Regions from separate parts of the Homo sapiens genome. Here region 2 is linked to region 1. Evidence: chromatin loops called from intact Hi-C (ENCODE). Cell type or tissue: PC-9. All regions are shown on one strand. Each heading gives the region's core, and the rest is flanking DNA. Links, peaks and the distances in the headings are about the cores only.

Region 1 (8,587 bases), core at 106-8,105:
TGAGGCCGCCCATCACTCCATAGACACAAGGGGCCTTGCTCGCCCAACTCGATTGAACCCAAAGCAGATCCTGAAGGAGACTCTTGTCCTGGCTTCGGGGATCCCTGCCCCACACCTCCTATAAAGAGACAAAGTGACCTTCTCTTGAGACTGGTGCCTGAAGAGTCGAGCTCCTCCATGACAAAAGAGGACCTCACTTGATTCTGCAACTCCAGCCAAGGAGAACGTCCTGAGGTTGACTGACACTTAATTCTTTTTTTTTTTTTTCTTTCTTGAGATGGAGTTTTGCTCTTGTCGCCCAGGCTGGAGTGCAATGACAGGATTTCAGCTCACTGCAACCTCGACCTCCAGGGTTCAAGCGATTCTCCTGCCTCAGCCTCCCAAGTAGCTGGGATTACAGGCACTTGCCACCATGCCCTGCTAATTTTTGTATTTTTAGTAGAGACAGGGTTTCACCATGTTGGCCAGGCTAGTCTCAAACTCCTGACCTCAGGTGATCCACCCATCTCGGCCTCCTAAAGTGCTGGGATTACAGGCGTGAGCCACCACGCCCAGCCAACTGCCACTTAATTCTTAACAAGACTTGTTTGAGAACAGTAAGTGTGGAGAATGCCTGAAGGATACATTGTCCACCCATTTCCTGGACTAGAGGTTATACAGACATGCTGTTTCTAGCCCACAGGTGTGTTTTGTTTGACCCAGTACTCGGAATATCCTGAAAATTTCCTGTGAGAATCTACCATTCTAGCTTCTATTGAAAAGATCCAGCAACACCAGCCCTGCATTCCTACAAAGCAAAAATCAGCTGCAGTTGAATTTGTAAAATGCTCATTGTGATGAAGGCTACCCTTTGCCATGGTCCCAGCCCAACTCACCAGTTACCCAAGTACTCGAGTTTGCCGCACCGGCCACATTGCTCTATGCTCTATTCCCACCATAAGCCAGGCCAGCAGAGCTGTGTATGTGGACAGCAGCCTTTTGTACACATACCTCAGCCACCATCACCATCACCTCCTCTCCCCTGGACTGAGCTTGTGTTCTGCCATCTCTTCACATGAAGGGGGTTTCAACAAGGCCCATCTGTCCCCCTGAAAGCTGTGTTTATAATAAGAATGCTGATGAGGATGTATACATCTCACACCACCAGGGATGAATGTGCTTATCCCAAGCACATTGGCAGTAGTCTTAGGGAGCCTGTGAACATGTAACTGAGTGTTTCTCATACTGGCTGCTCCAGAACTTCAGAGCCAAATTCTTGTGCCGCCTCCAGCCAGTGCAGACAGATGGTCTCGTGGTTTTGTATATTAACCTCACTGGTGGCTCTAACTGACATTTTCTTCCTTTGTGTTTCTCTACCCCCAAGTCTTTGCTAAATTTTTTGTTTTTTTATTATAAAACATATATGATATAAAATTTATCATCTAACCATTTTAAGTGTATACAGTTCAGGGATATTAAGTACATTCACATTGTTGTGCAACCATTGCCGCCATCCATCTCCAGAATGCTTTCACATCTTGCAATACTGAAACATTACTCCCATTAAACACTAACTGCCCATTCCCTCCTCCCTTCAGTCCCTGGTAACTACTATTCTACCTTTCCATCTCGGGGTTTGACAACTGTAAGTACCTCATATAAGTGAAATGATGCAATATTTGTCCTGTTGTGGCTGGCTTATTCCACTTAGCATTATGTCTTCAACATTCATTCATGTTGTAGCATGTATCCAAATTTCCTTCCTCTTTTTAAATTTAATTTTTTTTGAGACATCTGTCACTCAGGCTGGAGTGCAGTGGTACAGTCTTGGCTCACTGAAGCCTCGACCTCCTGGGCTCAAGCAATCCTCCCACCTCAGCCTCCCAAGTAGCTGGGACTACAGGTGACACCACTACGACCCCAGCTAATTTCTTTTTTAAAAATTGTTTGTAGAGATGGGGGTCTCACTATGTTGCCTAGGCTGGTCTCAAACTCCTGGGCTCAAGAGTGATCCTCCTGCCTCAGCCTCCCTAAGTGCTGGGCTTAAAGGCATGAGCCACCACGCCCAATCCCCAAATTTTCTTCATTTTTAATGCTGAATAATATTCCATTGTACATATACACTAGATTTGTTGATCCATTCATCCATTGATAGACATTTGGGTTGCTTGCACCTTTTGGTTATTGTGAATAATGCTGCCATGAACGTAGGTATAAACACAGGTGAAAGCTGTTCAAGTCCCTGTTTTCAATTATTTGGGGTATATAGCCAGAAGCAGAGTTGCTGGATCCCTTGATAATTGTATGTTTAACTTCTTGAGGAAACTCCATACTATTTGCCGCAGCATCCACACCATTTTACATTCCCAACAGCAATGCACAAGAGTTCCAACTTCTCCCTGTCCTTGCCAACACTTGTTATTTTCTGTTTGCTTGTTGTTGTTTATAATAGCCATCCTAATGGATGTGAAGTGATTTGCCTATTTTTGAAAGTAATTTTTCATAAGTAGTATTTCCATAAGTCAACTAAGTCATTTCTGGAACAAGGTAGAGGTATAAATCAATCAATTCCCCCGGTCTAAATAGGCGAAATTATATGTAAAATATTCCTTGTTGTCATTATATCCTCACTGCCATTCCTCTATATGTATACATACACACATGCATACACACATGTATAGACATACACATACATAATATAAATAATATTTATAAACATTTTATACACACACACACACACACACACACACACACAAAAGAATCCTTGGAACCAAACTGTCCAGAATTTGAGTTCTGCCTCTACCGTTTACCAGTTATACTCCTTAGAAAAATTATGTGATTATCGGAGATTCAGTCACCTCATTCATAAAACCACCTTGCAGCATTATGGTAAGTTCTGAAGACAAAGCACATAAAGTAACGACCACAGTACCAACACACACGGGTCACTCACAGGTAGCAATTATTGTTAATCCACGCCTGGCACACTCCTGAGTGTTTCCACATATCTTAGGCCACGTATTCTTTACATTAATAAAGATAGGTGAGAAATTGAGAGAGGTTAAGTAACTTGCCCTGGTGGCTGAGCAGTAATTTGAAACCAGGTCTGTCTGACTCCAAAATGTGAGCTCCTTCCCTACCCCAAACTGCCTTTCATCCACACGACACTTCTCTAAGCTTGGGAAGGATGAAAGGGAAGAATATGCATATATGCCAATGCCCACATATATTTGGAAAAGGTTGGAATGTGCCCATAAGAGGTACATGCAAAGCCCTGCCTACTATTTCAGGGAGTGGTAGGAACAAGCTAAGCTTCATTCACAGGTAAACAGGATAGAGGAACTTGACAGAATGTCTCTCAGCCTAAGATTCTGGTGGTGAAAAGGAATCTCTTACACCCCATTCCTTACTCCAAATACTTTCAAGATCTTTGGGATATTTTTGACTCCCCGCTGAGTCCCTTCCTACTAACTGCCAAAGCTGTCACTCACACTGCCGATGTACTTCTTATCTTCCCTGATAAGATCACTGCGCCACTCCCTGAAGGAAATAAAATAATTGTCCGCCAATGCCTCTCCCCAGAAGGGCCTCTCAGTCCAGGAAGTGTCAGTCCCTGGCTTCACCCACAGCTTCACTAGGGCTTAGATGGCTGGCATTCCTCACTGATAATTATTCGTGCTGGATAAAGCTGAATGTAAAAGCAAGCCCTGGGTAGGAGGTGGGGGACACAGGGAGATAAAATTCTCTATCCTATTCTACTTCATACCTTAAAAGACAAAGGAAAAAAACCACCAATATTCTTTTAAAGGCATCTACTTCTCTTTTCCTTAAGCATCTAGGTTTGTTTCAGGTGTTTTTAAACAAACACTGAGCTCTTTTGGTACCAAAAACGCAGGTGCATTGAGCATAGGTTTTAGTTTATTACCTGGAAATCAATAAAAGTGACCTCCCACAGGCTCGACCCATCATCCGTGTCGCTGGGCAGCAAGAGGGCCTGGTCCTGCTGCAGGCTGCCCACGCGTTGGCAGCGGTAGGAGTAACCAGAGGGAGCATATACGCCAGTTGGGTTAAAGACTGCTTGGATTGAATTGTTGGAAATGATCTCGACTCGGCGCAAACTAAACCAACTCTGGATGGACAACTTGTTGTAATTGGTAAGGATGAATCTGAAAATGGTTATAAAAACAGCATTACTCCTAAAGAACTTTTCCCACGTTTACTGACGCAAGGCATCGTCTATGAACAGTACAATGGCGCCCTCTTTTGTCAGGCGGCAGAACGGGCTTGGGGAAAGGCTTCACTTTTGCTGCAGAGCCTTCCCTGGATGGATGGAAAAAGAGCAAATGACAGGGCAGCACCCAAAGTGGACAGTGCAAATTCCTACGAAAGAAAAAACACACAAAGTTTGGGTTTGTTTTGTTTTGTTTTTCCTTTTTTAGAATCAACACTTGATTATGTGTTTATTATTCAAAAAATTTGAGAAAAACTTAAATGGACATCAATGAAGAATTTGCTAAATTGTGGTTTAAAATAATAGTAATAGCTCTCTTAATAACTTCTGTGTTATGTATGTGTATTGTGTTTAATCTTCACTTCAACACCATGTAATAGATAATGTCCTTATTCTAACTTCACAGCTGAGGAATCTAAGACACAAAGGGCTTGAATAAGCTCACTTGGAGAGTAAGTGTCAGAGCTGGGCTTCAAATCCAATCTTAACTCTTTTGGAATGGACTGTTTTCCAGCCATGAAAAAAGTCATAATTTACTTGTCATTATCATTTTATTTCCATTTAAAAAAAAAAGTGACTGCATTAAAAAAAAATGTCTGGAAGGATAGAGATTAAAACATTAGTAGTGATTACAAATGGTGTTTAGATTATTGATGATTTTCATTTTCTTCTTTCTGTAGCTCAATATTTTCTGATTTTTCTGTTTTCATTAGTTTTTCTTGTCTCTATTTGGCTTCTTTGCAAGCAGTCTCTAAGACACAGGTGTGAATATAAGAAATATTCAGGGGAGTTTAGTCATTCAAAATACGTAAAATGGAGAGAAAAGAAATGACAGAGGAAGGGAAGGCAGCTAAAAGAGGTACATTATTAAGCCAGTTTCCAATGTGGACAAGCAGGGCTTCATGGCCGTGATGGAACCTGGGAGCCAGAGCACAGCACATGCTGCTGAGTTATCTCACCTGACGGGGAGGGAGCTGAGGTGTGTGTATGTGTCCTCCAGTCATTGGTTGAAGGCTGCTGGGCCAGGGACTGGGGGCAGTGGGCCAGAGAAAGCTTTTAGGCAAAGAGAGGCGGGGAGTTGAAAGTTCAGCAGGTAGGCTACAGTGCTCTCAAATGGAAAGGACCATGTAGATATTCACGGGGTACTGACAGTTTCTGCTACATACCTTTATCATCAGAATAAATAATAATAACAATAATAATAATAAAGCTATTTTTCATTTTGGAAAAAAGTGGAATTACAGATCAAAAATAGTCTCCATTTCTAGATCAAACAGACATGTGTGTTTGGTCACCTTGTGGGATTCTATTTACTTGTAAAGTTGCTCTGAAAGATGATGACATATATTTTCTAAATTATGATCAGTGAAACTCTAGTCTCCCATGATATGTAGACAAGTGTTCTGAGGAAGAAGGTTCTCCAAAATTAAACACAGGAAACACTGAGTTAGTCAAAGTTACAAAGTGCAATAGTCTTCCTTAAGATTATTTTTTCTCAGAAACTTTAACATACAAATTTACACTGTGAATTGCCAAGAGGAAGACATGGTTTAGAGTCGTTCCCAGACACATTTGACCACAGAATCCCCTTTTCATAAAATCTTATAAATATTTTTACAGAGCAGAAGTGTCCCATAGAGCAAAGCTTAAGAAAGACTGCCCTAGCACAATCCTGCTGGTTTTCCAAATAATGTTAAAGACACAACTACTTATCTCCACTAACAAGTTTGTCTTATAGGAAGGGAAGCACTGTATTTTTATAAGAAAAAAAAAAAGCCTTCAAATTGCTCCCCCTACCTCAGGAGCAGTTCCTAACTGCTTGGCTAAAGTCTCTGTTGACAGATGCATCCTTTCATACCTAAACACCAAAAAACTGTAGGCCTCTGTTGATTGTCTGCTGGGGAATACACGTAACGAGGCTTTTTCACTGTAGTTAAATGGTAAGTGTGATTCATTATAAGAAGCTATAGAAAATAAGTTCAAACCAGAGCCCCAGCCCTTAGAGCTTTTTCTTTTGTCTTCTTTTCTCAGAAGAAAAGGATATTACATTCTCAGGATTGGGAGTTTTCTAAGTCCCTAATGCAGGCGGCATGGGGGTGGGGGAGAGGGAAGAACTATGGGTATTTTGGTAGAAACTTTTAGAAAGAAAGCATTAGTATAGGATCCCATCATATCACAGCACCAACTTTTCCGTTTAATTAGGTTGATGTGGCATGCAATGTGTCACAGTGCTTGGGCATATAGCAAGCCCTTGCTTCGCACATGTGGAATGAATAAATTCTATAGAGCTAATCTGAAGTGCTGAAACTGCGATACTCCAAAGTGGTGTCCTACCTACCTTATAGCAAGACTTCTGGGGTTTCCAGCATCACCAAGCTTCAAAGACAACCTAAGAAAAGGAAACAACGCAGTCTATGAAAATAGGAATGACCCTGACTTCATATGTACTCAAAAGTTACCTCAAGGTGGATCACGTAACACCTAACACACAAAATGTACAGAACTTTTTTTTAATCTTGAGGTAGGCAATGGTTTCCTGAAAAAAGTACAAAGGCATGAACCATAAAAGAAACAACTGATAAATTGCATTTTACTAAAATCCAGAACTTTTACTCTTCAAAAAACACTGTTTAAGAAAACAAGAAAGGCAAGCCACGCAACAGGAGAAAATACTCACAACACGTATACATAAAGAACTCTATCCAGAATACAATAAATAACACTAACAACTCAACAAAAGACAGCCCAATGTAAAAATCATAAAAATTGTCAGAAGACTCGAGCATGTTTTAAAGAAAGATATACAAATGGTCAATAAGTACATGAAAAGATGCTTAGGACCATTAGACATTCGGAAAATGTAAAATAAAACCACAATAAAGATAACACAGTACAGGAATCAGAATGGCTAAAACACTTTTTAAACTGACTCTTAAGCTTTTAATACCTACATTTATTCCTGTTTTCCTAAGAGTAAACATAAGATTTCCCAGAGCAAAGACAGATGAATTGACTTACTCATGGGAACAACCATATTGGTTCCCCCTTCTAATCCAATTCTCCTCCACCCAGGCAGCAGGAGAAGAGCCAGATGTCATCCTACACATATTGAGATTTGTAATACAGATGAGCAACACCAAAATTATGAATCTGGGAGCTTATATAGGAGAGAGACCGTGGTTTCCTTCTCACCTCCCAAGAGAGGGAGAGAAACATTTGCTCCTCTAGTGTCAATAAATTCTCCTTAGGAAGAGAAGAGGGATGATTAGTCTTTGGATGAAAGACTTTAATTAGCCTTTGGATGGAAGCAAATCGCTCACCATAAGGAGACAAATGGCTGCAGGTCTCATACCCATGGTATGTAAATAAATATCTCCGAGGGGAGGATAAGATAAGCCTCTCTGAGTTTCTAACCCCTGGAACGTCTCTATGGCCTTGAGTTTCATTACCCCTTGATACATGAACACAACACATTCCTTTCAAGAGGTAAATCTCTCACTAACTCTAACACTTATCTTTTAACCCAGTTCCCAGTAAAAATTTGTTCAGAAATTCCTAAACATGCAGAAATATAAAAATGCTTTCTCTAGTCTCACTCTGACCATACGAAGTGTTAGTGAGAATGTGAAGCAACTGGAACTCTCATACAATGCTTGAGAAAAGGAAAAATGATGCGGCCACTTTAAAAAACAGTTTGGCTGTTTTCTAAAAAGGTAAACATACACATACCATATGATCCAGGCATTCTACTCCTAGTTGGAATGACAGTTAAGAGAAATGAAGATACCTGCTGCCACAAAGACTTGTACATGAATGTTCATAGTGACTGTACTTGGAAAGTTATGCAAAAAGTGAGGGAAAAAACAAATTTCTATCAACAGGTGAATAGATAAATAAGTTGTGGTACATCTATAATATGGACTACTACTCAGCAATGAAAAGGGAAATACCATTAACAGATGCAGTAACATGGAAGATTATCAAAATCATTAAGCTAAGTGACAGTGGCTACACTAAAAAAGAGTACACACATGTGATTATATAAAATTCTAGAACATGGAAACTAATTGATAATGATAGCAGATCAGTGGTTATCTGGAGATGTGACAGTGGTTGGAAAGACGCATTACAAAGAAACACACAGTAACTTTGGGGCATGATGAAAATATTTGTTGCCTTTTTTTTTTTTTTTTTTTTTTTTTTTTGAGACAGGGTCTTGTTCTGTCACACAGGCTCAGGGGCAGTGGCATAATCTCCACTCACTGCAACTTCCACCTCCCGGGCTCAAGCAATCCTCCCACCTCAGCCTCCTGTGTAGCTGGGACTACAGGCATGCACCACCACACCTGGCTAATTTTTGTATTTTTAGTAAAGACA
Region 2 (8,587 bases), core at 100-8,099, 1.4 Mb before region 1:
TTGGTTTTGTCTTCATTCATACTCTGTGAATTTTTTTTCTCATTTTCGCTCTGTTATTTTGAATTTGGAGGATCACCTCATTTGATCATTCATTTATTCATTTGTTTATTCAACAAAAATGTATTGAGCACTGGCTATTTACCAGGCACTGTGCTAGTCCCATGTGATCCCCCTCATTTTACACTATGAAAATCCATTCTAAAATAATCAGAAAGTCAAAACTGATGTCATAAACCCGAAATGTTACAAGGTCCTGAAATGTACTTTGAGTAACAAAAATAACCAAAAAGTTCTGGCCTCATAGTTTTGGTATTAAGAAAATTTTGAGCATGCATTTTTAAAAATTATTTTCCCTTGTGTGCAAATGCTGAGCTGAGTGGATAACAGCTTTGTTTCTTGGCTGTGTGGACACAGATGGGCCTGGAAAGGCAGTTCTGACACTCCAAAACCCCAAGAGGACTAGGGTTCCAATAATATGTCTGCTTGGATGGACAGGAAACACAAAAATGCATTTGCACAGAATTGTTGTCCACCAGTATGAAACTAAAGTTCAGATTAAGCAAGAATGATTTAGTGCTTACCATTTGCACCAGGCAGGCACCACGCTAGGTGTTGCATAGTAATTGGCTCAAGGAGTTCACAAACCAGTGGAGGAGACAGATGGATACGCATCATGAATCACTAGTAAAATTTGCCAAGTAGGTGAAATTTGCCTTCCTAATTTCCTGGCTCCCTTTCTTTGCATTTACCCAAGCCTTCTAACCCCTCTATCTCATAAACCGAGACTCCTGCTCTCTACCCCTGCATCCCAGAGGATCTGATAGTTCTCTGGTTTATTGATTTCTTGACTACATTTAATTGTGAATGAGGTTCACTCATGCATTACACTTAAGTGTGAATGAGTTTCACTCATGCATTTACAATTTAAGTCCTTTATTTCTTTAAAGTAAATGTTTTGTTTTCTGTAAAAAGAATTTTAAACATCTGGGAGCCTTCCCATCCTTACACCAAAGGGTGTAATTAAGCCTCATTGAATCCCCCAAGGTCTTCAGTCTCTCAGTTATCTCCACTCCCTGTGTGAGAACAGATGGATTCCCTCAAGGCCTGTTTCCTTCCAGAAATGTGAAGGACCATGTTAACTACTGGCTCCTTTCAGCTGAGCCTGATCAACCTGTTCTTCCACCTCCCCTAGCGCTTTAGCCAGACAGATCTCTCTTCCCTTTGCCCCAAGGGGCATCCAACATCCATCCTGTTTTAACATTCCTGTTCACTTTGCCTTAATCTCTGCTCTTGATCCCCTCAGCCCTTCATGACAGTGCTTCAACTGTGGCCCCTGGACAGGTAGCGCATCCATAGCTTCTTAAGTTCTACAGTTTCGAGCCCTTATGCCACCCCAAATATCCAGGTTTAGTGGGAGGGAGCAGTGAGAATCCACATACTTGGTCCAAGAATTCCTCAAAGTCGTGGAGATGAAAAAGGAATATGCATAGGAGAAGCACAGGAATCAGCCATCATGTTGAAAATACGGGTCAAAGCCAACATCTTTTAAAAATATTTTCTCAGGTATGTAAGTACAGTAAAATTGGTTTCAGAGACATTTCAGTGTTGATGCTGATCATAGCTTCTGGAAAACTATGAAAAAAAAGAAAACAGTGAAAATCTGCTTTGGCTTTATAAAAGTGACATGAATCAGAGTCATTTGTTTAAATATCTTCTCAGTTTATGTTTAATTAGCATAATCATAGCCATATTTTATTAAGTATTTCATTAATTTATGTAGTTTTTTTTATTATACCCCATTAGATTATGCTACCATCGTTTGGTGCTCTTGTAAGCTATTGTTCTGGTCTTACAACATAAAGATGTGCTCACAGCCTATTAAATTTCTAGGACTGATGACCCTGATTTAGAGAGGTGATTTCCTTTCGTGTCTTTCCAGTAGCCTAGAGGAGAGGGGTCATTAGCCTGCATTATTCAGCTGGCTTGGAGATACGAATGCCTGACATCCTGTTGCCGCTGTTGGTGTCCAGCACAGTGCAGAACATGGGGCTTCGGGGGTGTCCTGACTTTCTATCCCAAGTGCCTATATTTCAGATGTCTGAATACCTCCAAACCCAAACCGTTCCCCAGCTCTGTTTTTGTTTCCTTATGTCTCTTCTTACCCAGCAATGTTGTTAAATTTATAAACTCTTTTAAGATGTAAATGATAATCACTACAGTATAAAATTAATCATGTAAATAAAATTAATTGTTAATCTCAGTAAATCTCTAAGGAAAGCAAGACTGGAGGTGGAAAACCCATTCAGAGGTCATCAAAACAGCGTAGGCATGACTGAATGGGATGCATTGACTGGATGTGGACGAGAAGTCTGAGATAGTGTGACTGTTTTAAGGATGGATGATTACCTGAGGAGGGATGCAATTGACTAAGATTAGGAATATAGGAAGAATAGAAGTTTCTGGGAGAAAATGATTAGTCTAATTTAGGAAGAAGTGCCAACAGGACAGCCAAAAACTCATAGGAGTTGAATGCACATTTCTTAAGTACATGGGAGAAGTCATGGCTGGAAATGGAGATTTGGAAGACTCTGGCATTAAAATGGTAGTTGAAAATCATCTGGAAGAGAGAAGGGATCGATCATCCCAGGGATATACTAAGGGAGAAGCAGTTAACCAAGAACTGAAACCCAGGGAAGAATTAGTAAGAATGAGTTTTGACATGATTAATGCATGAATTTAACTTTTTATTTTATTAACTATAAATATCCACTCAGTTGGATAACAGCAATGTTTATTAATCCTTACATCTCACAGTCCTAGTCAGTCCTCTGCATATAGAAGGTGCCAGACATGTTTGTTGAATTAAAGGAAATTAAAATGGTATTTCCGTGCCTTGAAGCTCTAATGACAGATTTTCATAATGATAACCCTGAGTAAGACCCCAAAATGTCTAGATTATAGTTGTTTATTACATTTTGTCCAATACCGAACTAACTTTAAATATATGTTGCTGCATTTTGTTGTTTAAAAATCAGTAATCAATGTGTGGTGTAGATGGTAATTCACCAGAGTACTTGATTAACCATAGCCCATGTTGTTTAGCTTACCATATAAATGAGTTTGCCACAGAATGCAGACTAATTCAAGTCTATTTATAATTCGTTTTCTAATTCCTTGATTCTGAAGGCTTCTAAATCTTAGGTCAGATTTGTAGTCCATAATCCTGGATTTCTCTGGACTTCTCAGCAACTTCCTTTTTTTTTTTTTGTCCAGGTTCTCCTCCCTCCCCTTATAGGACTGCTTGATAAAATACAAAAAAAAAATTCAATCATTCAATAACTTTAAGTATTACCCCAATATTTCATGGGACATATTTATACCAAAAAAAATTCTTGTTTTTCTAAAGTTCAATTTTAACTGGATATTCTGTATTTTTTTAACTAAACCTGACAACCCTATCCCCTACTTAAAGTTACTGTAACTAGAATATGCCAACAAAATTTTTTCATGAAATTTCTGAACACTCTCCTTCTACAGGCCAATGAAAAAAGTCACAGATTTTACTAGCGAGATAAATATATTAAAAAGATGATCTAAATAAAATTTTTGATCTAAAATATACTGATCAAGATGCAAACTTACAGAGCATTTATAACTATGACATTATATACACTATGTGCTAATAATTATCCTGAGAATGCCATCAATGTATATTCATGATCATGTTTTTTATTCTAGCTAAAATATTTTAAAATAATGTACATATTAGAAAATTAAACTTTTTATGTGCTCCATTTTCAAGTCAGCAATAACGATAAAACAAAATAATCATTTTTAAATTAAGGACCATACATTCAGAAAAAAATATATATAATATACAACAGGTATAAATTCTAACTGCAGAATACCTGAAAGGATCTTGACCCTTGTTAATTACATGTTATATTGTGCTTGTGCTGCCACCTTGTGACACTTTGAGGTATTACCCAATGTAAAAGTCCAGCTTGACCATTTGGTCAATGTTAACATGATTCCTCATCCTTACATGATTAATATTTTCACTTTACCTAAATTGCTGTATAATTTAATACAGAGAAAGTAACTTCAAGTATGTAATGCAAATATTTTCTGAGTCTGTCTGCAAATTAGTATATCATTCTTGAGTCAATCACTAAATTATAATTTATTCAGTACTGTCTGAATTTGTTTTATGGATAAATTTAGTTGTGTCTGTATGTGTGTTCAGTTTACTTGACCTTTCAATCTGAATTTCCCATAGCTTCATGAACTTAACATTTCCAGAATTGAGCTCATTATTTTCCTTTGACCAAGCCTAGTTCGTGTCATCTCTCTTTATATATATCAAGACAATAAAATGTGTTAGTCAAACCAGAACACTTTTAAGAGTCAAAGGGGATGGCTTACTAATCATGATAACAAAAAAGGCATAAACAAAGACCATCCCAAGGAAACTGGTCACTTACATATAATTTAAAAATAATTATAGTACCAATCACCCAAACTAGAAAATTTGTTGTTCTCAACTACGGGTCCAGGGCAGTGAACTGGAATCTTTATCTCAGATTTTCTTCATTCCTCCTACCTATTCATTCCCTTTCATCTTCACTTCTTTCTTTCTTGTCCATCATGCTTGCCAGCGTTCTCCATGTCCTTGTTCTGTTGTTTGCAAAGGGATCCAAAAAACAAAATCTTTTTTCATGATGAATCTAACTGCCCCCGTCCTCCACACTTGCTCCAATTTTCTGGGAACTGCTAAGAAAAGTAAATATCACCCTGCAGAATGGGACAACTTTAGAACTTTATGGTATTTGATGTCAGCTGTATCTTTCATGCTTTATGGCAGTTCTACCATATTTCTTAAAAGTCCATTGTTTCTTGAGCCCTGTAGCAGATGTGCAAGCCTCTCTAATTCACATGGAAAATAGAAGCCACCCTCTCACTGTCTTGCCTAAAACTAGCCTCTGGTCTGTACCCCCAATGCATTATCTCTTTTTTCCTTTTTGTAGAATAATATTTTTTTAAATCTCCTTTACCTCGAAGAGCCCAGTGTGGATGTTGCCCCCGAGCTCTGGATCTCATTTCCTCCAGTTTTCTTGGATAAATCTCTATTTATTAGATCTATTCTCTCTTGTATTATCAACCTCTCCCACTCTGGTTATTTTTCTTTTTTTTTCTTTTTTGAGACGGAATCTCTCTCTGTCGCCCAGGCTGGAGTGCCATGGCGTGATCACAGCTCATTGAAACCTCTGCCTCGTGGGCTCGAGCAGTTTTCCTGTCTCACCCTCCAGAGTAGCTGGGACTACAGGCGCCTGCCACCACACCTGGCTAATTTTTGTATTTTTAGTAGAGACGGGGTTTTGCCATGTTGGTCAGGCTGGTCTCGAAATCCTGACCTTGGGTCATCCACCCGCCTCTGCTTCCCAAAATGCTGGGATTACAGACATGAGGCACCGCCCTCAGCCTATTTTTCTTATTGGCATTTCATCACAGTCAAATCTTCTTTATCTTAAAAACATAAACCTTTTCTAATGTCACATACCTTCTGTCAATCTTTCTCCTTTTCATGAGAGCCACTTTTTTTTTTCCTGAACTACCTATGTTCACTGTCTATCCCCTCACCCCCATCCTCTCCTCAACTTACTGTAATGAGCTTTCTCCCACAGCTACTCCATTGAAATGCTCCTCAGCAAGGTCAACAATTACTTTTTTTCAGTGCTTTTTTTGTGGCATTTTAATACTGGTGACCATGTTCCCTTCACAACAATCTCTACCTTGGGCTTTGTGGCGTCATTCTTTCCTAGATTTCAGGCTTCTATGGTTAATCTATCTCAGTCTCCATTTCAGGCTTCTAAAGAGAAGTCTACCGGCCTCTTGGCTGTTTGTATTTCAATGGCTTCTGCCCAAGATGCTTGTCCCCACCCTACATATTCTCCCTGTGCACTTCCATCTACGTCCATGCATCACACTGCACTCAGCTATGTGCTGGCGACTCCCACATCTTTAGATCTATCCAGTGAGTGTCTAAACCACCTGCACTAGCACATCTCACAAACCTGTCAAATTCCACAAGTCCATAATGAAGTCTTTTTCTTTCTTCTGAATTTGAACCACCCCAATTTTATCTAGTTTAGTAAATAGCACCATTTTCTCTCCACTCCGTTTTCAAAAACAGGAACATAGGAGTCATCCTATGGATTCTGTCTCATAAATATCTCTCTCCATTAGCATAAATCCTGACCTTCCTTATCATCCTCTCTTACTGAATTCCTGCAAACCTCACCCATCAGTCTCTATGTCTCCCATCTTGTTACTTTCTAATTTATTCCCTCACACTGAAGCTAGAGTCACTGTTCTAAAGTGTAAATATGAAAATATCTCCCCACTTAAAGTGCTTCAATGTCTTTTCATTGCTGTGACAATTAGGTCCAAATTATTTTAAGTGATTTGCAAGGTTCTTAGTGACCTGGCTTGAGCTCTTAGCTGGAAAGCAGCCTCATCTAAACTTACCCAATACAGTATGTTCACTCTCTGGGTGATGGGATCAATAGAAGCCCAAACCTCAGCATCATGCAGCATACCCTTGCAACAAACCAGCACATGCACTCCCTGAATCTAAAATAAAAATGGAAATTTTGTAAAATAAATAAATTAATTAAATAAAATTACCCAATATACTAGCTGACAGGATTCAATGACCGAAAAAGCCAAGATAGTAAAACAGAAAATAGAAATAGACCAATAGGAGATGTAAATATTAGGCTTTTCAGACATAGGCTTTATGTGATTAATATGCTTAAGAAATTAGATTATTTTTAGGAGAGCATTTTGCCTTTTATTTACTGTGTAAAAAGAACATTTGCCCAATATGAAAATAGGCAATACAGAAAAATACAAGCACACTACTTACACATTTAGTTAGTTGAATTCCAGATATCTCTGTGAGTTTAGAGAAATACATGGCTAGAAAGATAAACTGGGCTGAGCACGGTGGCTCACGCCTGTAATCCCAGCACTTTGGGAGGTCTGGAGTTCAAGACCAGCCTGACCAACATGGTGAAAACCCGTCTTTGCTAAAAATACAAAAAAAATTATCAGGGCATGGTGGCACATGCCTGTAGTCCCAGCTACTCGGGAGACTGAGGCAGGAAAACAGCTTGAACCTTGGAGGGAAGGTTGTAGTGAGCTGAGATCACGCCGCTGCACTCCAGCCTGGGTGACAGAGACTGTGTCTCAAAAAAACAGAAAAAAAGAAAAGAAAAGAAAAGACAAAAGATAAACTGATAATTTTTAGATGTTTTATAGAAATGTTTTCATACTCCTCCTGCTGTTTCAAAGTGTAAATATTTTTAATGTAGCAGAAGGAAGAGTATCTACTATGTAAGTAAAATACTTATTCTAATTTAGAATCCTTTTTTTTAACTTTTAGTTTAGTGGATACATGTAAAAGTTTGTGATATAGGTACTGGTGTCATGGGGGTTAGTTGTACAGATTATTTCATCATCCACATACTAAGTCTAGTACCTAATAGTTACTTTTTCTGCTCTTTTCCCTCTTCCCAACCTCCACCCTCAACAGACCCCATTGTCTATTGTTCCCTTCTTATAGTTCATGAGTTCTCATCATTTAGCTCCTACTTATAAGTGAGAACATATAGTATTTGGTTTTCTTTTCCTGTGTTAGTTTGCTAAGGATAATGGCCTCCACCTCCATCCATATTCCCACAGAAGACATTATCTTGTTCTTTTTTATGGCTGCATAGTATTCCATGGTGTATATGTATCCCATTTTCTTTATTTAGTCTGTCATTAATGGGCATTTAGGTTGATTTCATGTCTTTGCTATTGTCAATAGAGCTGCAATGAATATACGTGTGCAGGTATCTTTATGGTAGAATGATTTATATTCCTCTGAGTATATCCCCAGTACTGGGATTGCTGGGTGGAATGGTAGTTCTGCTTTAGCTCTCTGAGGAGTCACCATACTGCTTTCCGCAATGTTTGAACTAACTTACATTCCCTCCAACAATGTATAAGTGTTCGCTTTCCTCCACAACCACACCAGCATCTGTTATTTTCTGACTTCTTAATTATAGCCATTCTGACTGTGTGAGATGGTGTCTCATTGTAGTTTTGATTTGCATTTCTGTAATGACCAGTGATATTGAGCTTTTATAACATATGCTTGTTGGCTGCATGTATGCCTTCTTCGGAAAATTCTGTTGACGTCCTTTGCCCACTTTTAAATGGGATTGGTTGTTATTCTCCTTTTTCTCCTGTAAATTTGCTTAAGTTCTTACAGATGTATAGTTTGCAAACATTTTCTCCCATTCTGCAGGTTGTTTACTCTGTTCACAGTTTATTTTGCTGTGCAGAAGCTCTTAAGTTTAATTGGATCCCATTTGTCAAATTTTGCTCTTGTCGTGATTGCTTTTGGTGTCTTTGTCATGATATCTTTGCCTGTTCCTGTTTCCAGGATGGTATTGCCTCGATTATCTTCCAGGGTTTTTACAGTTTTTAGTTTTACATTTAAGTTTTTAATTAATCTTGAGTTGATTTTTGTATATGG

What was found. Hi-C counts contacts between places; a loop is a spot of excess contacts. Peaks named below come from ENCODE experiments on the same cell type or tissue, not always from the same donor. Only the 100,000 strongest peaks of a DNase experiment are listed, where the experiment ranks them.
Region 2: it touches region 1 in a loop (11-fold over the local background); 3 of 110 quality-filtered maps call a loop at or near these places.

What each region holds. Positions count from the first base shown.
Region 1 is chr5:82,308,169-82,316,755 of GRCh38, reverse strand. It overlaps the pseudogene ATP6AP1L. Among named protein-coding and RNA genes, the nearest start is that of RPS23, 34 kb to the right of the region's middle. In PC-9, for the core only: a CTCF peak has its summit at 4,222 (motif pointing left); a DNase peak (open chromatin) is centred at 3,505; H3K27ac peaks cover 440 bases.
Region 2 is chr5:83,707,565-83,716,151 of GRCh38, reverse strand. All of the region lies in intron 1 of HAPLN1 (hyaluronan and proteoglycan link protein 1), which reads left to right. Among named protein-coding and RNA genes, the nearest start is that of HAPLN1, 9.0 kb to the left of the region's middle. In PC-9, for the core only: CTCF peaks have their summits at 3,761 and 3,960 (motif pointing left); a DNase peak (open chromatin) is centred at 3,971.